2 separate regions of the Homo sapiens genome follow, and region 1 is linked to region 2. Evidence: chromatin loops called from intact Hi-C (ENCODE). Cell type or tissue: GM12878. All regions are shown on one strand. Links, peaks and the distances in the headings refer to the core of each region. The heading gives the core; the rest is flanking DNA.

Region 1 (11,607 bases), core at 1,229-9,228, 580 kb before region 2:
GGCCTAACTCGTCTTTAAAACTCATTAGCAAACACTTGAGTAAGTTCCCCCAAACGTTTCAGTGAGTAGTGGGAATGTGAACGTGACTTCAGTTTTCTCTTTTTACTTCTTAAAAGAGCTTTTCTCTACGTTATCGTAATGGAGATACATGTTTACTTAGAAGTAAGCAATAAAAACATTTTTCATAAGAACTAAAAATACAACCTTTAAAAAGGGAAACAAGCAGCCACGCCTCTGCTTGTGGGAGCACGGAGATGCTTTGTGCGAGGATTGTTTTTTTTTTTTTTTCCACTTGTTTTATTGAGAGTCGCGAGACTCACTGCTTCCACCTTGCTTCCGACTGGTGTTTACTTTCCTCCACCTGCGTGCCTGGCCCGGGAGAAGGGGAGGCGGGGCCGCCAGCGTTGGAAGGCGCAGAGTGCCCGGCGCCCGAGCCCAAACCGCTGTCACCTGCCCGAGTCTGGCGGCAAAGACTGAGCCACTAACGGTAGCTTTGGCCTTTTAGTAATTTCTGAAGCCTTCCTGAAAATGGTCGCTTGAGAAAAATCTGTTGTTGATGTTTCTGAGAATATTTTTAAAATGCCTCCTGTGAGATAAACTATTAAAAGCAAGGGAAACAGTAAAGCCTACGGAATGAGACAGGGTTCGATTTTTTATTTTTTGCCACTGGCTTTTACCGTGTATTAGCATCCTTTTTTTTTTTTTTTTTTTTTTGGAGACGGAGTTTCGCTCTTGTCCGGGGTGGAGTGTAATGGCGCGACCTCGGCTCACTGCAACCTTCGCCTCCCGGGTTCAAGCAATTTTCCTGCCTCAGCGTCCCGAGTAGCTGGGATTACAGGCGCCCGCCACCACGCCTGTCTAATTTTTTGTATTTTTTTTTTTTTTTTAGTAGAGACAGGGTTTCACAATGTTGTCCAGTCTGGTCTTGAACTGCTGACCTCAGGTGATCCACCTGCCTCGGCCTCCCAAAGTGCTGGGATTACAGGCGTGAGCCACCACTTCCGGCTGGCGTCCTAACCTTCTAGGAGTTTCTGTTGCTACAGGACTAAAAACAAAAAACAAACCCTCTGGATGGAGATTTGAGCTCCTTGTGAGTTTAGTCAGAAAATGTATCTGGAATTTATCACTCCGGAGCTCCTTGTGAATGTAATCAGAAAATGTTTCTGGAATGTGTCACTCCTGTTGTTAAGCTGGAGAGTTCTTTGCACTTCCACTACTGATATTCATAATTCATGCTTAGGAAACTCAGAAGTCCCAGAATGTGTAGTTGGAAGTGAGCGTTTACTGCCACACAATGAGGCTAATTTTTGGTAGTTCTAAAATGTTAAATAAACTATTTATCATGTAGGGGTTACCCACAAATTATATCCGATCCATTATGCACCAATTAAGGCAAATTACTATATGTAAGATGATCAGGGTTTTTTTTTTTTTCCTTTTCTGAAGACCTAATTGGCAGTGCAAATCAAAGATGTGTGATGGTTTTTCCAGTGGAAATGTTCCTGTTCATCGTAATTTAAATGTGCACAGATTATAGTCTCTAAATTAGTGGAGAGTGGTTCTGTGGGGTGGGCAGGTGACTGCGGATAAGAACACTTAATGAACATTTCAGGCACAGCAAGATGTTAAATTCGTGTGGTTCCACCCTGTCCCCCAGCCTTATGAATAAAGCAATGTGATGAACCACCTGAAGTGGCATTACTGCACATCAAATGTCGCTCAGCTCAGTGTGCAGTGGGTTTTCATCTCACACATTGGAGTAAGTATAATTTCTATCGCTTGGAAAGCGCAGAGCTAAGTGTTTCAGCAAAGCAGCTTAGGCCTAATGTTATGAGTAAGAAGCAAACAAGGAGACTCATTTACTCTGAACTACTTTCGAGTCTGCTTTCCTGCCATCCCACCAGTGTGTTGGATTTGATGTCCTCTGACAGTGATTACGCTTCCCCCAGGCTGTAGTCTTGTCGTGCTGACCACTGTGTCTTTGTGCTTTTATATAAAATGACAGAAATAGCTCGTAAAGGCAAGGGTGTGATCCCTGACTAAGAGCTGTCAACAGTGCAGCTCATGGGAGCTCCAGCTTGCTGCAGCTCCGTAGGAGAGAAACTGGTAGGCACTGAATGTCAGTGTTCTCCTCGTACTCTGTTCTAGCTCCAGAGTACAGGATGGCCCATTTGAGAAGGAAATGATGCTAAATGTTCTTGTAAATAGGCAGGAGCACGCTGTTGAAGGGGTAAAGGGGTATTTTTCTGGTATTGGTCTCTTAGCTGCAAAGTGCTCCCATCTGATCCTGTTGTTTAACATGTAATTCCAGAGCCCCAGAAGCTGGTCACAGAAAGGACAATGATTTGCCACTCTAATAGTCTTGTATTTAAAACGCTCCTTGGTTGTTCTGTGTTCTGCTGGCTACCCCATCCATAGCAGAGCAGGATTCTCAAAAATCAGGCGAAAACCTCAGAGATCATAATGATTCTGATCAGGTACACAGGCCAGGAAACAATGAGATAATTGTGGCCTAAAACAATTACAAACATTAGAGTAAATTAATGAAAAAGATTAGAACATCATTGGAATAGAATAAGCCAGGCATTACATTTAAACTGCTCTTGAGAGTTTTCCTTTACTCAAAGTTATGTTTTAGAATATTTACCTCCAGTATACAGTTTTGTTTTAGAAAAGACTCGGCTTTATTCACCAAAATGGAATAGATTACAGGCTACTTAAAGTAGGTAGGGATAGAGATAAGAAAATACTACTGGGGCCATTTTGTTCTTTTTGTTTATGAAAAGCAGTGCTTTCTGTAGTTTTTTTGAAATAGGACCATTCAGAGGCATATTTGGTAAATACCACTGAAGTTAACACTCAGAAAAATGTATCTTCCATAGTAGTAAATGCTAGCACCCTGCATGCAGCACAGAAATAAAGTGTGGAGTCTCACAGTGCAAGGGGCCTGAGCTTTAGTTCAAATAAATCGTTGATGTTTCCTGCCTGTTTTCCTTCATGATCATCAGCTGAGGATAGAGGGCTTGCTGACTGGGTTAGTACACTGATCAGATAGTCAGTTGAGCACCGGTTATGTGCTAGGCATTGGTAGGGTGGAAGAACAAAGACACAGAAAACACGCCTCTTTCCCCACACTCTCTACCAGAAGGCCATGCTTGAACTCCCTTCCTCTTCTGCTTTTGCCAGAGCTCAGCTGGCTCCTGCTCTGTGCTATGGGGACCTGGGGGACCTTGGGTTTGGAGAGTAGAGGGAGACCTTAAGAGCCATCCTTTTTTGCCCCCAAGGAATGGAAACTATCACTTCCTTTTAAAAGTCATGCTGTGCTAAGTACTTAAAAGTTATCAGATTTAATCCCCACTGTAGTTCTGTGAAGTAGGTTGTGTTATCTGCCTTTTAAAGATAAGGCTAAATTGACTAATTTGCTCAGGGCAATTTGTAAGGAATTGGCCCTTGCTGCTGGAATCACCGGGCCTTGGTGAGTCAGGAAACTTGCCCTGTTCCCTCCTCCCTTTAACTAGAAGGGCTGGAGTGTTAACAGCAGCTAGTCTGGTTCTTTTTTAGGAACTCACCAGATTATGCTTTATACTGCCTGTAAAAGTCAGTTTGGGAATGTGAATAAGATCCACCAAGCTTTTACATAGGAATGACTTTTATGTGAAATTTGCATTGTACAAACAATAACATGTTACCGTAAGCTGCACTGAACCACTTCTCTGCTTCCCCTACTCTCCGTGCCCCATTTTCTGCAGTTTCCATGAAGTGTTTGCCTGTAGCACAGTCGTCATCTTTGTCTAACCTTTACAGTATGATTGCTGTTGGAATCTGCTTTCCTTAGCACTATCAGCATTACTTTTCCTAGTAGCGTAGAGATCTTTACAGTTTTCATTTTTAGTGACTGTCTAGTGTTTCTAGATGTGTATTTTATGTATTTTCTGTTGAAAAAATATTTTTTTCTTTATTAGAGGAAATAAATATCTCAGGGTGGTATACTGTATATCTTACGGCTTGTGTTGGAGTCTGCACTATTTTTAATAACTCTTTATAATGTATTTAATATCTCATAAAGGGAATGTGCCTGATTTTCAATGGTTAGGAGCCTCTGACACATTGTTTTCCTAGGGCATTTCCCCTTTTGTTGCGCTATATTAGCTGAAAGAAAGCAGTTTTTGCTGAGGTTAGAACCAAGCTTATGATAACTGGACTGAAAGAATGTTGTCTCCTTGAACTTAGAGCATCTCATAGAATGTTCTAGTTGGGGGGAAAGTGGAGAGTAGTCCCAGAAATCTGTTCTTTACATCCGGTCTGCCTAGAAAACCAAGAAAACCTATAAATGTGTCAGTGGACATTTAGTGGAAGTGACTGCAGATTAGGGCTATGGGGAATTTGTGGCAAGTTGGTCTCATTGACTTGGCGGAAGGCAGGGACACCCCATCCACAGCGCCCACATTCATGCTTCCACCTGTGCATCTACAGCAGGTTCTCCAGGGTGACTGCATCCTGCAGCTATGTAGGTTACTGCTCCTGGAAGTCTTCCCATCCATTGCCCCCACCGCTGGCTCAGGTGCTCGCCCTGGGAACTTCTGGAGTACCTGGGCTGACTTCCCTGATCACATTTATCATACCACACTGGAATTGTTTAAAGATTGTTTCTCTTACCCTACCACTTACGACTCAGTTTTCATCAGCTCTCTTAGCATGGTGTCTGGCATATATTTGATGCTTAGGAGACGATGTCCAGCATGTATTAGATGCCTAATAAATATCCATTGAATGGATGGAAGGGCAAAGTAGTATTGTTAGTAATATACTCTTTTAATTAACATTTATATAGCGTTTTCTACTTTTCAGAGCACTTCGCAGGCATAGTTTGGAAGTCATCAGGGCTGGTTCTTTTCCTTCCAGGTAAGTGGTGTAGGGTTGCACTTTCCTGGCCCTGAAACAGTCAAGGCTATTTGACTTGCTTTGGCCAGTGGAATATGAGAAGTACTATATGTCACTTCTAAGTGAATTATTTAAATGCCAGCATACCACTTACTGTATCTCATTCCCTCTGCCACTGCATCTGTCAGCATTCTGCAGAGTGGTAGCTCTATCAGCCCAGGTTCTGGTGTGAGGACAGTGTGGAATAGAGCCTTGGGCTGGCCTGTGATGGACATGTAATGTGAACAAGACGGAAGCCTTTTTTTTTTTTTTTTTTTTTGGTTTGAAGCTATTGATTGAGATTTAGGGTTGTTTGCTACTGCTTTATAGCTTGTCATATCCTAACAGACCAGGGTGCTCCTATTTCAGTTTTGGATTCAATCACTCTGTGGTTGTCATCTGAGTGATCTGGGGTCATGGTAGTCGTGGTAACAAACGTGGGTGGGTTTCTTTTTGATTGTTAGAGTGATGAGGGTGAGGGGAATGCCCCTGGTAAGTGGTTTGGAGTTCAGGGGTATTAAGTACCATGTGGCAGGCAGGAGAGTCCTACAGGATGAAGCAGTTGTTCTGTCCAAAACGTCAGTTGCACCTTGTTGGAAAACACTGAGAACAGACTTGTCCAATTTGATAATCTTTTAGACTCCAGAGAAATCTTAACATTGGCTTCACATGTTCTATCTGCTGACCTCCCTGGAGGAGGAAATTACTTCACACTTCCCAAGTGATTTGGTTCACTTCACTCCCAGGATCTCTGCCAAAATTCCAGTTCATTAGGTACTCATCTGCTGAATAGCTCTTCTAAGACCTGTGTAAATACATATCTAAAATGACTTCCCATTTATTTCTTCTCTTTTAAACATAACATTGACTACCCTGTGGGGCTTTTTATTGTGGTAAGATATACATAATAAAAGGTACTATTTTTAACCTTTCAGTGTTACTAAGTATAGTCACAATGTTGTGCCGCCATCACTGATCTCTCATGAGCTTTTTCATCATTTTAAACTGAAACTCTCTACCTACTAAACAATTACCCCTATGACCTCTTCCTCCAGCCCCTGGTTACTTCTGTTTTAGTTTCTGTCTCTGAGGATATGACTATCCTAGGTATCTCATATGAGTGGAATCATATGGTATTTGTCCTTTTGTCACTGGCTCATTTCACTTAACATTGTTATTAAAGTTTATCCATGTTATAGTATGTATCAGAATTTTTTTTCAATTATTTCTCTTTTGAGACAGGGTCTCACTCTGTTGCCCAGGCTGGAGTGCAGTGGTGCTATCGTGGCTCACTGCGCCTTGACCTCCTGGGCTCAAGTGATCCTCCCACTGCAACCTCTTGAGTAGCTGGGACTATAGGTATGTACTACCCTGCTTGGCTAATTTTTCTTTTTAAAATTTCTGGTAGAGATGGAGTCTCTGTGTTGCCCAGGTTGGTCTTGAACTCCTGGGCTCAAGCAATCCTCCTGTCTTGGCCTCCCAAAGTGCTGGGATTAGAGGCATAAGACACTGTGCCTGACGTCATTTCTTTTAAAGTCTGAATAATACTCTTATGTGTACATACCATCTTTATTTACTCATCTATTTATGTTGTCGGTTGTTTCCACCTTTTGGCTATTGTAAATACCAATGAATAAACATTGGCATACAAATATCTGCTTCAGTCCCTGCTTTCAGTTGTTCTGGGTGTGTGTTCCTAAAAGTAGAATTGCTGGGTTATATGATAATACTAAATTCAATTTTTTCAGAAACCACTATACTGTTTGGCACAGTGGCTGTGTCATTTTATATCATCATAAGCAGTGCACGAGTGTTCCAATTTCTTCACGTCTTTGCCAGCCCTAGTTCTTTCCTGGATTTTTTTTTAATGGCCATTCTAATGTGCATAAAGTGGTATCTCATCGTGGTTTTGTTTTGCATTTCCCCAATGATTAGTGATGTTAAGAATTTTTTTCTTGTGCCCGTTGGTCACCTGTACCTCTTCTTTGAAGAAATGTTAATTCAAGTCCTTTGCCCATTTCTTAACTGGGTTTTTGTAGTTGTTAAGTGAGTTATTTATATATCTTGGATATTAATCCCTTATTAGATATTATTTGCAAATATTTTCTCTCATTCTATATAGGTTGCCTTTTCACTGTCTTGATAGCGCCCTTTGCACAAAAGTTTTTAATTTTGAGGTCTAGTTTATTTATTTTTCTTTTGTTGCCATATCCAAGAAATTATTGCCAAATTCAGTGTCATGAAACTTTTCCCCTGTATTTTCTTCCATGAGTTTTATAGTTTTAGCTCTTATATTTAGATCTTTGATCCATCTTGAGTTAGTTTTTATAGATGGCTTAAGGTAAGGGTCCAACCTAATCCAATTTTCCCAGCACTGTTTGTTGAAAATACTGTTCTTTGCCATTATTCTTGGCATCCTTGTTGAAAATTAGTTAACTGTATATGCAAGGGTTTGTATCTGGGCTCTTTATTCATTTCCATTGATATATATGTCTGCCTTTATGCCAAGACCACACTGTTTTGATTACTATAGCTTTGTAGTAAGTATTGAAGTCAGGAAATGTGAGTCCTCTAACACTGTTCTTTTTTTTTTTTTTCTTTTTTAAGGGATGGAGTCTTGTTCTGTCACCTAGGCTAGGGTGCAGTGGTGCAATCTCGGCTCACTGTAACCTCTGCCTCCTGGGTTCAAGCAATTCTCCTGCCTCAGCCTCCCGAGTAGCCGGGACTACAGGCACATGCTGCCATGCCTGGCTAATTTTTTTTTGTATTTTAGTAGAGATGGGGTTTCACCATGTTGCCCAGGGTGGTCTGAAACTCCTGAGTTCAGGCAGTCTGCCCACCTCAGCCTCCCAAAGTGCTAGGATTTCAGGTGTGAGCCACTGCGCCTGGTCTGTTCTTCTTTTTTAAGATTGTTTTGGCTATTTAGGGTCCTTTGAGATTCCACATTAATTTTAGGATGGACTTTTGTTTTTACGAAAGAAGTCACTGAGAGTTTGAGAAGGAATACATTGAGTCTGTACATAGCTTCAGTTAGTATTGTCACCTTATATTAAGCCTTCCAATCCATGAACATGGGATGGTTCTCCATTTCCTTGTCTTCCTTGATTTTTTCGGGGATGTAGTTTTCAGTGTACAAGGCTTTTTTCGCCTTTTTGGTTAAACTTATTTCTAAGTACTTTATTATTCTGATGCCATTGTAAATGGAATCGTTTTCTTAATTTTCATAATTGTTCATTGTTAGTGTGTAGAAGCATAGTTGATTTTTGTGTTGATTTTGTGTCCTGCAATGTCTAATTGTTAGCTCTAACTACTTTTTGTGTAATCTCTAGTGTTCTCTACATATATAATCACGTCTCTTATAGCAGAGATAAATTTTGCTTCTTCCTTTCCAATTTGGATGCGTTATTTATTTTTCTTGCCTGATTGGTCTGGCTAGACCTCCCAATACTGCGTTGAATAGAAGTGGTAAAAGCAGGCATATTTGTCTAGCTCCTGATCTTAGGGGAAAAGCTTTCAATCTTCCATTCATCATTGAGTATCTTGTTAGTTGCGGGTTTTTCGTATATAGCCTTATGTTGGTGAGTTTAAGTTTCCTTCTATTTTTTTTTTTTCTGATGAGGGAAGGGTGTTGAATTTTGTCAGATGTTTTTCTGCATCAGTTGAGATGATCTTTGTTTTTCCCCTTTATTCTGTTCATAGGGTGTACTACATTAATTGATTTTTATGTGTTTGAACCATTTTGCATTCCTAGAATAAATGCCACTTGGTGATCTTGTATAATCCTTTTGCTACACTGCCGAATTTGTTTTACCTGCATTTTGTTGAGTATTCTTGTATCAGTATTCGTAAGAGATATGGCTGTATAGTTTTCTAGTATCTTTCTCTGGCTTTGGTATCAGGATAATGCTGGTCACATAGAATGAGTTTCAAGTGTTCCTCCTTCTTCAAGTTTTTGGAAGACTTTGAGAAAGACTGGTGTTTGTTCTTCTTTAAATGTTTGGTAGAATTACCCATGAAGCCATCTTGTCCTGGGGTTTACTTTGTTGGGAGGGTTTTGATTACTACTTAAAATCCTTATTTCAAATATATTCAGATCTTCTGTTTCTTCATAATTTAATCTAGCTAGGTTGTTTGTTTCTCGGGATTTATCCATTATATCTAGATAATCCAATTTGTTGGCATACGGTTGTTTATAGTACTCTTAAAATCCTATTTATTTATTTATTTATTCATTTTGAGACGGAGTCTTGCTCTGTCGCCCAGGCTGGAGTGTAGTGGCACAGTAGCGGCTCACTGCAACCTCCGCCTCCTGGGTTCAAGCAGTTCTCTGTTTCAGCCTCCCAAGTAGCTGGGATTACAGGCGCCCACCACCAAGCCTGGCTAATTTTTTTGCATTTTTAGTAGAGATGGGGTTTCACCATCTTGGCCAGGCTGGTCTTGAACTCCTGACCTTGTGATCCACCCACCTCTGCCTCTCAAAGTGTTGGGATTACAGGCGTGAGCCACAGCGCCTGGCCAGTCCTTTTTATTTATGTAAAATTGGTAGTAATGTCCAATTTCATTACTAACGTTAGTAATTTGAGTTTTCTCTGTATATTTTCTAGTCATGTAGCTTAAGATTTGCCAATTTGTTGATTTTTTTTTTCAAAGAATAAACTTTTGGCTTCATTGATTTTTCTCTTATTCTATTATCTATTCTATTCATATCTGTTTTAATCTTTGTTTCCTTCCTCTTGCTAACTTTGGGTTTGGTGTGCTATACATTTCCTGTTCCCCTAATGTGTATGGTTTGTTTTTTGGTTGGAGATCTTCATTTTTATTGTGTTTACAGCTATAAATTTACCTCTTAGCAGTGCCTTTTGCTGCATCCCATATATTTTGGTAAATTTTGTTTTCATTTACATTTGTTTCAAAGTATTTTCTAATTTCCCTTGTGATGTCTTCTTTGACCCATGGTTGTTTAGGAATATGTTATTTAATTTCCACATATTTGTGAATTTTTCATTTTTCCTTCTGTTACTGATTTCTAGTTTCACTCTACTGTAACAAAGGATAGTATTATTTCAGTCATTTAAAAATATATTCACACTTGTTTTGTGGCCTAACATATAGTGTGTCCTGGAAAATTTTCTGTAAGTACTTGAGAAAAGTGTTTATTCTGTTGTTGGGTTGAGTGCTATTAGTTTTAGTTGGTTTATAATGTTGCTCAAGTCTTCTGTTTCCTTATTGCTCTGTCTTGTTCTGTTCACTGTTGAAAGTGGGGTGTTGAAGTTTCTATCTGTTGTTGCAGAACAGTCTATTTCTTCATTCAGTTCTGTCAGTGTTTGCTTCATATATTTGGGATCTTTGATGTTTGGTGTGTGTATATATTTATAATTGTTCTATCTTCTAGTGAATTGGCTCTTTTATCAATCTGTAATGTCTTTGTCTTTCACAACAGTTTTTGACTATTTTGTCTCATATTAGTATAGCCACTCCATCTCTCTTTTGGTTATTATTTGCATCGAGTATCTTTTTCTGTCCTTTTACTTTTAACCTATTGGTGTCTTTAGATCTAAAGTGAGTCTGTTGTAGATAGTGTAGAGTTGTATCCTATTTTGAAAAAATCCTTCCTGCCAGTCAATTTCTTTTGATTTGGAGTTTAACACATTTAAATTTAAAGTAATTACTGGTGGGGAATTACTTAATCTTGTGATTTAAGAAATAGGTTTTCTGTATATCCTATGGCTTTTTTGTCCCTCATTTCCTCTGTTATTGCCTTCCTTTGAGTTTAGTTGATTGCTTAGTATTGGCACATTTTGACTCTCTTCTCATTTCATTTCCTTTTCTTCTTAGATAGTTTTTGTGTTACCATGGAGATTACATATAACATTCTAAAGTTATAGCAATCTGGTTTGAATGATACCAATTTCACTTCAGCGACATACAAAAATTCTACTCCTATATAGCTCTTTTTCCATCATTTTATGTAATTGAGATCAGGAATTACATCTTTATGTGTTGTGTATCCATGAACAGATTCGTAAGTATTTTTAATCCTTTAGAAAATAACAAGTAGAGTTATAAGCCAAATTTACAATAATACTCTAGTTTTTATATTTGTCCATGTATTTACCTTTACCTGAGAACCTTATATTTTTGTATGGCTTTGACAAAGTTACGGTGTAGTGACTTTCATGTAAATGTGAAGTACTCCTTTCAGCATTTTCTGTTGCAAATGCCAGTAGTAATGAATTCCCTTGGCTTTTGTTTATTTGGGAATGTCTTAATTTTTATCTCATTTTTGAAGGGCAGTTTTTTTTTTTTAACCAGATGGAGAATTCTTGTTTGATAGTTTTTTTCCCTTCTACATTTTAAATATGTTACAAATAAATCATCCTACTGCTTTCTGACCTTTAAGGTTTCTGTGATAAAACGGCTGATAATCTTTTTTTTTCTTTTTTTTATACTTTAAGTTCTGGGATGCATGTGCAGAACGTGCAGGTTTGTTACATAGGTATACATGTGCCATGGTGGTTTGCTGCACCCATTAACCCGTCGTCTACATTAGTTATTTCTCCTAATGATATCCCTCCTCTAGTCCCCCAACCCCGACGGGCCCCAGTGTGTGATGTTCCTCTTCCCATGTCCATGTGTTCTCATTGTTCACCTGCCAACTATGAATAAGAATATGTGGTGTTTGGTTTT
Region 2 (11,607 bases), core at 1,815-9,814:
TTTTTTTAGACAGTCTTCCTCTGTTGCCAGGCTGGAGTGCAGTGGCGCAATCTTGGCTCACTGCAACCTCCGCCTCCTGGGTTCAAGCGATTCTCCTGCCTCAGCTTCCCAAGCAGCTGGGACTACAGGTGAGCGCCACCACGTCCAGCTAATTTTTGTATTTTTAGTTGAGACGGGGTTTCACCATGTTGGGCAGGATGGCCTCGATCTCTTGACCTTGTGATCCACCTGCTTTGGCCTCCCAAGGTGCTAGGATTGCAGGCGTGAGCCACTGTGCACAGCCAAGATAGCACTTTTATACATGATTTGTGTTCCTATAGTTTATGCCCCTCTGCAGCAGGACACCAGCAATGAGAGAATACGAGCCATGTTGAGAACTCACACATAAAGGCTAACGTCAAAATAATAGGCAGCCTAAAAAGGGAAAGGATTGTACTACCTGGTAGTAGTGTAATGACAGGAGGTATTTTGTGTGGGGACACCTGACTATTTATTAGTTTAATTTGTATGTAAGTCAGTTACCCAAATATGGGTTTTCACTTTGCTCATATCAGGATGGTTCTGAAACTCTGAACCCCATACAAAGGGGAAGATTGTGTCTAGAAATTTCCCTCTATCCATCTAGCTCTGTGTAGTATAGCTAAGATTCACCCTAGATTGTTTCTATGATGCTGGGGCCAGTGTTTTGGGAATTACTGTAATATGATGGAGAGAGCACAGCTTTTAGTATCACAAAATGCTAGCACCACAAATTACTAGCTGTGATGTTCTGGACACATTTCTGATCTTCACTGAGCAACAGTTTCCTCTTCTGTAAGCTGGGAATAGTAACATAGCCACTCTTATTATTAGTTGATGGTGCATATTAGTGATAATTGGCAGAAAGTGCCTGGAGCAGAGCCTGATACATACATGCTACTCAAATGTGGTGCTATCTTTAGATATCTCTAAAAAATTCTATTACTACAAAACTTGTTATTGTCTTGATGTTTGAATATGCTATTTTTCTTTCTCCTAGGAAACAAGAAAAAGAATCTATCATTTGTCATATTTCTTTCTTGAGTACAGGTGATATCACCAGGATAATTTATCATGAGTACATTTTATTGTTTTTAGAGTAATTGTTTTTTTTTTTTTCTTTTTCCTTCCTATAGTGACACTGAAAGCAGGCTAAATTTTCTCATTTTTAATTGCAGGAATGGTTGGGCTATTTCTACTGGGCAGGTAAGAGCAAATTTCCCTCCCTTTACATGGCATAGAAAAAGAGACCACCAGTATTGTTCCACCAAGGACCATTTAAAATTATCCTTTAGATTCACCTTGGTTATAGATTTTAAAGTATAGAGGTAGTGACAAAAAGTATCTAAGACTGACAACCTAAATTTTCTCTTTCCTGTTCAAGGAGACTTCCTGACCAGAAGATATCTCAGCCATCTAATCCTTTTAAAATTTGTCAGTCCTACTGGTGAAAATAAAACATGTCAGATACCCCCATTTAACTCTGTCGCTTCTTTGACTAAATTTTTCACTTCCAATGTAATGACTTGTGGCAGAATTGAACAATTATATGAACTTCTTCTCTTGGCTTCAAGAAAAGGACTCCCATTTTATACTGGTCATATTTCTTTGCCCTCTTCTTCAGCAATTGAATGGTGGTTAGTGTTTAGTGAGAGTTGTCATTTTGAGTGCCCCATGCAGATTGCAATAATTCACTTGCAAAGTGTTTAAAAAAGACAGCAGATAAATCTCAAAAATTCTTCCCTTTCCCCCAGGGATTAGCTCTTGACACTCATAAGGGAACAGAGAAGATTACTTTCTGATATCTCTAGGAATTATGTGGCATCATACGGTGCTGCTCTTGAGGGGAAGAAAACAAACAAAGCTCAACCTCTTCTGTGGGGAAAAGAGCAGATCTATAAGCAAATCCCAATTTAGCTAAGAAAGAATATATCTTGATTTACAACAGTATAAACATCTGTATATAAATCTATATACATTTAATTTCATAACACACATACCCAGTTCCCTGACATTGAAGGAGCTTGTCTAGGAGTCCATTTATTGTACTTCACAGGCCCCAATAACTTCACTTTGCTTCCAGCAATCCCACAGAAGTGCACAAAATTGGATATGACATTGAGTAACCCAGATATTTTAGCCTTTTGCCAAAGAGCTGCTGAAATGTTTTTGTGTTAAGGCCGAGTCTCTTGTAATGATGGTTAACGACTGTAGGCTCTAACTAGACGTGGCCGTGGGTTACTGCTGCTCTGAGTGTGAGAAGAAAACCATAATTCATCCAATGTGGCTGTTTGCTGAGGACATGTTAGTATTGACAAATGGCAAACTGTTGTGCAAAAACCTGAGTAAGTTGCATGTAAATAGAGAGTGATCACTTCCTCTGACACACAGTTCTCCTGCACTGTTGAATACAGAGCATGGCAAACGAAGAAAATTAGAATCTGGTGACTGATTTCTTTACAAATGGAGAAGTGTCACTGTACAAGCCCCATAAAATAATGTTTTAAGTACAGTTGAGTATGGTCACTTAGATCACCTACATTAAAATTATAGTACCATAACTTTTTACTCTTAATGCTTCCTAATTCATACATTCATATAGGCATGCATACACTAATATGTGTGAAATCCTGCCATCTGTAAACCATTGGGTGAGACATTTTGTCAGGTATAAAGATGAATCAGGTACAGTCTCTGATCCCAGGAATTGGGAAGAGGTTGAGGCAAGAGGTTAAAAAATTCAAACCCAAAACTGTAACATAAGAGAGCTATTAAGAGCTAAATTCTTTCTGAGGTTCTTTTTTTTTTATTTTTTGAGACAGAGCTCACTCTGTCACTCAGGCTGGAATGCAGTGGCGCAATCTCAGCGCACTGCAACCCCTGCCTCCTGGGTTCAAGCGATTCTCCTGCCTCAGCCTCCTGAGTAGCTGGGACTACAGGTACACACCACCATGCCCAGCTAATTTTTGTATTTTTAGTAGAGACAGGGTTTCACCATGTTGGACAGGCTGGTCTCGGACTCCTGACCTCAAGTGATCTGCATGCCTCAGCCTCCCAAAGTGCTGGGGTTACAGGTGTGAGGCCACCACAGCTGATCTTCTCTCTAAAGTTCTAAAACAAAATTCCAAAAAAAGAGAATATGATTAATCAAGCTCATTGTTTGATGCCAAGCATGAAGTTACTCCTCAGGCTGACCACATCAACTGAGGTTGGGAGGGCAGTGTAGTAGAGATGGCAAATTGCCCAGCAAAATGTGTGTTCCCCTTCCACAATATAGAATTATCACTCAAAAGCACCTGTATTTACTCTTTTATCTAGTGGGGCCATTTAACCAGTTCTTGACAATGGAATGTGAGCAGAAATTTTTGTCACGTCTAAGTCAAGACAACTTAAACAGCTAATATGTGTTCTAAACTCTCTTTTCCCGTTTCCATAGACAAAGGGGCCCTAGAAAGTGGTGGAAACACAAGATTTAAAAAGCCTGGATCACTGAATCACCATGTGGAGAACAGCCACCAATATACCTGGAACACCTACTGTAGGTTATAACTGCTGAGTCTCAAATTCTATCACTAAGCTACTAACAATTGGAGGTTTATTTGCTATAGCACCTAGGATTATTTTGATCCTAAGTAGGGTTGCTTTAGCAAAGTACCAGAAACTGAGTGGCTTAAAGCAACAGAAAGTTATTTTCTCATGGTTCCAGAGGCTAGAACTCCAAAATCCAATTGTAGGCAGCACCATTCTCTGTCCAAAGGCTCTGGAGAAGTCCTTTGTTGCCTCTTTGTAGCTTCTGGTGGTTGCTGACAAGTCTTGTTCCTTAGCTTGCGTCACTCCTGTCTTTGCCTCTGTCATCACATGGCCTTCTTCCCTCCTTCTTTCCCTTCCTTCCCTCCTGTCTTCCTTCCCCAATGTTGTTGTACCTGGATCTCTGTCTCCTCTTCTATTAAGACACCAATCATGGGATTTAGGGCAACCTAATCCATGGTGACCTTGTCTTAACTAATTATACATGCAAAAACCCTATTTCCAAATAAGGTCCCATTTCTGAGGTTCCAAGCAGACTTGAATTTTGGGGGGACACTATTCAATTCAGTAAAGTTACCTAGTATAAAATGTGGCTCTGTAGAATGCCCCCTTAGCAGATAATATAGGCATGTTAAACACCATGATGGACACCTTATCAAAATTGCAAAAAAACCCAAAAAACAAAAAACAAACTTAATCTAACATGTTACAGAAAGAAGGAACAATAGCAAGAGTTAAGTTTGAAAGAGTTAGTACATTATTCTCTGGGTTCCATATCTTTTTCTGCATCAGTCACAGGCACCAGTAAGTGACAGTTGGAAGATCCTTGCTTTGAACTCACACAAACCCAGCTCTATCTTATTTCTTTGTTCAAAAAGAGTTAAGCAGATGTGATTTCTCCCTTTGTTGAACTTGCAGTTTAGCAGGGAAGTCATATATAAAATATTAATTATGCAAATAACTATTTAAGTGGGCTTGTACTAGATACTTTAAAGAAGAATACAGATGCATATGAGAGAAGACCTAACCCGGCCCACCTATAGAAGTACACCTAAGCCAAAACTTTGAGAGAGGTTTGCCATGTATAGGCAGGGCAGAGTGGCTCATGCCTGTAATCCCAGCACTTTGGGAGGCCGAGGCTGGCAGATCATTTGAGGTCAGGAGTTTGAGACAAACTTGGTCAACATAGTGAAATCCCATCTCTACTAAAAATACAAAAGTTAGCTGGGCATGACGGCAGGCACCTGTAATCCCAGCTACTCAGGAGGCCAAGGCAGAAGAATCACTTGAACCTAGGAGGCGGAGGTTGCAGTGAGCCGAAATTGCATCACTGCCTCACTGCACTCCAGCCTGGGTGACAGAGCGAGACTCCATCTCCAAAAAAAAAAAAAAAAAAGAGAGAGAGACTGAGGTTTGCCATGTATGTTTGTGCAGGTTGGGCACTGCACAACTCCAAGGGCATTTTTACATTGTGGTCTACGTGAATGGTGCTCCTGGGACTCTTGCAGCACACAATCTATAAAGCTGAATATGGTAGCCTTGCTTACTAATGGGTAGGAATTAGATACAGAATGTTAAGCAGATGTGTGTGTGTGTAGATGATGGTGGTGGTGGTGACAGGTTGAGAAAGTAGATAGGCATTCCAAGTAGAGGGAACAGCATATTACAAGACCCTCAGGTGGGAAGGTACTTTCTTTTCTTTGTTACCTGACATGCGGGCAATTATTCAGACTTTCACAACCCCAAATGTTTTATTGGTAAAACTGGGGAAAACAAGTTTCATGGCTACTTAACTTGCATTGTCATTGTGAAGCATTGAAGCTATGTAAGGAAGCACAGTGCTCAGCATAGTGCTCAGTCTCTGTGTTTCCTTCTTTCTATTTCCTAGAAGCAAGGTGAATTTGGGGTCACCAACGTGACACTTAATAAATAGCAGGTACTTGATTCACACCTCTATCATTAACACTCAAAAGTTCTAGGACTATTAGTGATTGCTAAATAAGGTTTGCTTTCCAGGCAGCTAGTGCAAGAAAGGAAGGCAGGTTTGGACAAAATTATCAAGTTACCTTAGCTGTGTGGTGACCAAAAAGGGAACTGAAATTATGACATTGTCCCTCCCACCGCACAGTCCACACCCTTCTCACCCACACCCATCTGATCTTATCTCCTGCCCAATCTGACATTTTGCTCTTTCAGGAAGCAAGTTATGCTGTTCTTTTCTTATGCCTCCAGTCTATTTTTTCAACACTTTAATTTTATGTTATTGTGGTAAAATATACAGAACATGAAGTTCACCATGTAAATCATTTTTAAGTATACGATTCAGTACTTTTAAGTATGTTCACAATGCTGTGTGACTGTCACCACTATCCATTTCCAGAACACGTTCATTATCCCAAACAGAACTCTATAACTATCAAACAACAACTTCATTCTTCTTCCCGCCAATGCCTGGAAACCTCTATTCTGTTTTCTGTCTCTGTGAATTTGCCTATTCTAGATACTGCAAATAAGTGGGATCATAGGTTTATTTCACTTAGCATAATGTCCTCAAGGTTCATCCATGTTGTAGCATGTCAGAATTTTCTTCCTTTTTATGGCTGAATAGTATTCCATTGTATGTATGTGTGACATTTTGTTTACCGCACTTTCTTTTGTACAATTATCTTATTGCAGTGCTATTGTTTTTGTATGTATTGTGTGAGCACCTGATGGCAGATGTGTAGGCAGAAGTTCTAAAGCGGCCCCCAGTGAAGTCCCTCCCGAGTCCCTGGGACTTCAGAATGTGCTATCATGCTTGAGATTATGTTTTGTTACAGAGGGAGACCAGCCTGGATTAGCCTGGTGGGCCCAATGTAATAACATACATCTTTAAAAATGGAGTTTTCTCTGGCTGATGACAATAGAGGCAGTCAGGTTTGAAGCACGATAGTCATTTGGCACTATTACTGCTTAAAGATTGAGGAGCCATGGGAAAAGGAATGTGAGTGGCTTCAAAGAGCTGAGGCAGGTCCCAGATCTCAGATGGAAAGCACTTCAGTCCTGTAACTGTAGGGTACTCTGTCATAACCTGAATGGGTTTGGAAGTGGATTTCTCCTCAGAGCCTACACTTAAGTTCCCAGCCCGGCTGACACCTGAATACTGGCCATGGGTGACCCTGAGCAGAAATTCCTGCCACACCAGGTTGTTCTCTGGTATACTGAGTGGGGAGGTAATAAATGCGTGTTGGTTTAAGTTGCGAGATTTGTGGGTGATTTGTTACTCAACAACAGAAAAGGACGACAGCGAGGACCCCATCTTTTCATGTTTGTGTTTAGCCCACTGCCTGGAACTGACTAACTTCCCAACAAACACTAACCAAGTAATCGATTGAAGGAGGCAGGAAGAAGGGATGATGGGTGGAAGAGAAAAGGAAGAACAAATGAAGAAAGAATGGATGAGGCGGCAGGATGGCTTGAGACTAGCCTAGCCCTAGAGATAGGGAGACCCTGTCTCTACAAAAAATGAAAAAAAAAAAAAAAATTAGCCAGGTGTGGTGTCATATGCCTGTAGTTGCAGCTACTAGAGAGGCTGAGGTGGGAGGATCGCTTGAGCCCAGAAGCTCCAGGTTGCAGTGAGCTATGATTGCACCACAGCACACCAGCCTGGGTAACAGAGCAAGACCCGGTCTCTAAAAAACAAAACAAAACAAAACCAAACCAAACCAAAGAATGGAATATGGAGGAAGCAAAAGGGAAAAAGGTAGAGACCAGATGTAGGGGAGGGCATTCAAAAGGGCTGAAAGTGAATGAGGGAAATTTTTCCAAAGAAATCTAGAATATTCTTCACCTTCTTCAGAAATTCAGATGGTTAATGCTTTTAAAATTTTTAGTATTCCAATTATTCAATTGTGTAAAGTAAGTATTTGTTTAGTGTCCTGTCAGCACAGATTGTAACTTGAATGAACAGAAATCTTGAATGTGGTTTTATTTTGATTAAGAACAACACTTATCTTCGATGTCTTAGGCACCCGTATAGTCAAGAATAGCCTGCTGGTAAAAGTCCCTGAGGGCAGTTAGTCAAGGAGGATTGGACATTAATATCTTTGGATTTTGAAGGAACTTATTGGAAGTAATTTCAATAAGTTCAATAATTGAACTCGTATGCCTCATTCTACTCTAAGAAAAGAAAAATGAGTCGATCCTTTGCATGATCACTTATCTGGATTTTAAATAGATGCACAAGCTTCTGATACCTAAAGTGTCACTTGTATCCTCATGTAAATAGCAGGATAATTTCCTTGACAGAAAATAGCTTCCTCATCCATGCATTACTGTCCTCATGATTTCAGCATTAGAGATTCATTTCTTTAGATTAAACATTGATCTTGACCCTTGTGAAATGCAGCTATGTTACCAGAAGGAGTAAGCTGTAAGTTCATTAACCTTTAAACATTAATGAAACATATCAGATGATTTTTCTCTCCCTTGCACAAGAGCAGTGAGAATCTGGTCATATGGGGGAACACTAAAGAGGAACTAACATCAAAGTCAAATTTACTTTCTTAGAAATTCTGTGTAGCTCAAGCCCTGTCTGGAAAGCTTATAACTGAGTTCCAGTTTCGATTTCACTGGACTGATCTGCTGCATGCTCAAAGGTATATTCAAATGTCAAGGCAAGGACAGTTGCTATAGAGCTTAGTTCCTTCTTTCATTTGATTAGACACATAAAGGGGTCATGTTCATCAACATGTTTATTTTTTTTAAATGACAGAATGACAACCTCAACAAGCTGAAGAAAAATTGGGATATCCTCGGGCATGTAACTGAAGGGTACAGAAGAGCTGCTGACTTCCAACAGAGATGGGGGTTCTTGTGCCACATGTCATTATCGAAAGCCTCAGCCTCTCTGTTCTGCTTTCTTGTTTCCTCTCTTTTTCTCTGTCTTGTCTTTTTCTCTGTCTTGTTTCCTCTCTGTCTTTTGCTCTGACTCCTTTCTCCTCCCCAGCCATCCAATCTTCTCTCTCTACATGTCTCCGCTCTGCTTTTCCCTATGTTGCCTTTATTCTCTGAAAATGTCTTTCCTCTGGTAAAATACATGGTACCCTACACTGCTCCAGGGATACATTGTTAGTGCCATAGCCTACAGTTGGTTAGAGAAAGGGTACAGCACAAGTCCAGAGGATGAGCCTGATTGGCCGAAGTTGGCTGACTTTCCCATCCCTGCAATCCTTCTAAATAGGAAGATATGTTCCCTGTTTCCCATAGAGGCGAGGGCTTCTTTTACCAGAAGAGGTGAAAGGAAAAGGCTTTATGCAGATGAATCCATGACTTCCACAGTCTATTTCAGGGTTCTAGTTGGATTGGTGGGTTTAATGAACACTGTACTTCATTGCTTCACAGTGGATGGCAACATTTCTATTTCACATTGATGTTACATTTTTTGAAAATTTGTATAGCAGAGGTGGAAGAGGAGAAAGAGGTGGAGGGGAAGAAAGCAACGCTATAATTCTATTTATTGTCTATTCGAAGAATACAACAGCTGAATCATTGTCCTTCAAATTATTATTTTTTTAAAGAAAAAGCCCTTTTCAAAACTAGAAATGTGTTATTTTTGATAAAGTTGGAGATCCAAATTCCAATTTTACTGCTGCATTATCAGAGTTAAAAGGTAGTCACATCTGGTTAAGGATTGAGTGCCGAAATAAAATTTGTAAAACAAAATGAAAAGTTCTAGGCTTGGTTTGACTCCAACTCTTTAAGAGATCTTTGTTGCTTAATCATTATCTATTTATTTAATTAATTAATTAATTTATTTATTTATTTTTGAGACGGAGTCTCACTTTTTCGCTCAGGCTGGAGTGCCGTGGTGCAATCTCAGCTCACAACAACCTCTGCCCGGGGGTTCAAGCAATTCTCCTGCCTCAGGCTCCCAAGTAGCTGGGATTACAGTTGCGCACCATCACGCCTGGCTAATTTTTAGCCACCATACCCAGCTAATTTTTGTATTTTTTGTAGAGACGGGGTTTTGCCATGTTTCCCAGGCTGGTGTCAAACTCCCGGCCTCAAGTGATCTGCCAGCCTTGACCTCCCAAAGTGCTGGGATTACAGGCGTGAGCCACTGTGCCTGGCCTCATTTTTTAAAATGAAAAAAAAAAAAAAATATATATATATATATATACATACATATATATATAAGTATTAGCGACCATTTATGACACTAATGATGGTCAAAGACCTCTACACATACAAGCTTCGCATTATAAAGTTTCTAATGCAGAAAAATGTGGATTCTAGTCATCTTTTCTCACTTGGATGCATTTCTTGAGGACTTGCTGAGTAATGTATTTGGTACACTCTTGGTGTTGGCTACAAACAGGTAAGGAGAGAGACGGCATGACCATTCCCACAAAGTCAGTGAAATAAAAGACAGTCTTCCCAGGGACGACACAGTAGAGCCCCTCCCACTACTTTCTTACTTGTTATTATTGTTTATTTTTTTCAGGAAGCCCCAGTTGTCAGGCGTGGTGGCTCATGCCTGTAATTCCGGCACTTTGGGAGGCTGAGGCAAGCAGATAGCTTGAGCTCAGGAGTTCAAGACCAGCCTAGGAAACATGGCAAAACTCCATCTGTACAAAAAATACAAAAATTAGCTGGGTATGGTGGTGCAAGCCTGTAGCTACTTAGGAGGAGGCTGAGGTGGGAGGATCACCTGACCCTGGGGAGGTCGAGGCTACAGTGAGCAGTGTTCATGCCACTGCACTCCAGCCTGGGCATGAATGAGGTCCTGTTTCAGAAAACAAAAAACAAAAGAAAAACCCAGAAGCCTCAGCCCCAGTCAAAAAACTTTTAAAGTCCAATAGACATAAAATTACTGCTAAAACAATTTCTAAACGTTTGGTCTCACGTACTTTGGGTAGTACTGACAAAGATCATTGCTGTCTGTCATGCCAGACCCTTACACTGACTACAATAGGGATGATACTGTGTCTGAGAGGCTGAAGAAGAGACCCAGAGATAGTGAATGAGACATAGGGTTTATTGGGGGTACTTACGTACAGGGGTGGCCCAGTGGATGTGGGCTGAACAGGAGAACCTCTACTGTTTGTAAAAAGCATGCAGTTGACATGGCATTTTTTACTTAGCACCGTCTACCTAGAAACCTCCATTTAACCCAAAACAAAGGACCTCAATATCCGGTATGACCTGTGTTCTAAGGGCTGGGAATTTAATCATCCTTCATAGATAAGGAGTAAATCTCTGGGTTGGCCACTCCCGTATTCCTTAGCACAGAACTCCGAACACACATTCTTCTTAGACCATAGGGTCACCCTTCAGGGTATGTGTAAGTTAAGTTATTGCTGTCAGGTGCATCTGCCATACACTGTCTCGCTTTTAAATATATGATAATTTTGAAAGAATTTCAAGCTTTTCAAAGTTACAAAAATAGTACAGATTTCCCATACACCTTTCACCCAGCTTGCCCTAATATTAACTTCTTATATAACCAGAGTACAATGATCAAACTAGGAAATTAACATTGGTATAGTACAATACTATTAAGTAAATTACAGATTTCATTTAGATTTCCCCAGTTTTTTATCTAATATCCTTTTTTTCTGTCCCAGGATCCAATCCAGGATCCCACGTTTTGTAGTCATGTCTCCTTGATTTTTTCCAGTGGGTGACAGTTTCTCAGTCTTCCCTTGTCTTTTGTAACCTGGACACTTTTGAAGAGTATTGGTCAGTGATTTTGTAGAATGTCTCTTGATTTGGCATTGATTAAGACATGATGTCTTGGCCAGGCATCGTGGTTCATGCCTGTAATCCCAGCACTTTGGGAGGCAGAGGAGGGTGGATCACCTGAAGTCAGGAGTTCAAGACCAGCCTGGCCAACATGGTGAACCCTGTCTCTACTAAACAGTACAAAAATTAGCCGGGCATGGTGAAAAGCGCCTGTAATCCCAGCTACTCAGGGGGAGACAGGAGAATCGTTTGAACCCGGGAGGTGGAGGTTGCAGTGAGCTGAGATTGTGCCACTGCACTCCAGCCTGGGCAAGGAGAGTGAAACTCCGTCTCAAA

Evidence for each region. Peaks named below come from ENCODE experiments on the same cell type or tissue, not always from the same donor. Only the 100,000 strongest peaks of a DNase experiment are listed, where the experiment ranks them.
Region 1: a loop joins it to region 2, with 2.9 times the contacts of the local background. A loop is called at or near these places in 3 of 110 quality-filtered maps.

Annotation. Positions count from the first base shown.
Region 1 is chr7:21,933,557-21,945,163 of GRCh38, reverse strand. All of the region lies in intron 1 of CDCA7L (cell division cycle associated 7 like), which reads left to right. Among named protein-coding and RNA genes, the nearest start is that of CDCA7L, 6.5 kb to the left of the region's middle. RefSeq lists an enhancer at 2,970-3,590. In GM12878, for the core only: no CTCF peak of the experiment used is centred there; DNase peaks (open chromatin) are centred at 3,123, 5,343 and 5,933; H3K4me3 peaks cover 1,716 bases; H3K27ac peaks cover 2,691 bases.
Region 2 is chr7:21,349,583-21,361,189 of GRCh38, reverse strand. No RefSeq gene overlaps it. Among named protein-coding and RNA genes, the nearest start is that of SP4, 73 kb to the left of the region's middle. RefSeq lists enhancers at 5,785-5,834, 7,899-8,108. In GM12878, for the core only: no CTCF peak of the experiment used is centred there; DNase peaks (open chromatin) are centred at 5,679 and 8,239; H3K4me3 peaks cover 1,375 bases; H3K27ac peaks cover 4,185 bases.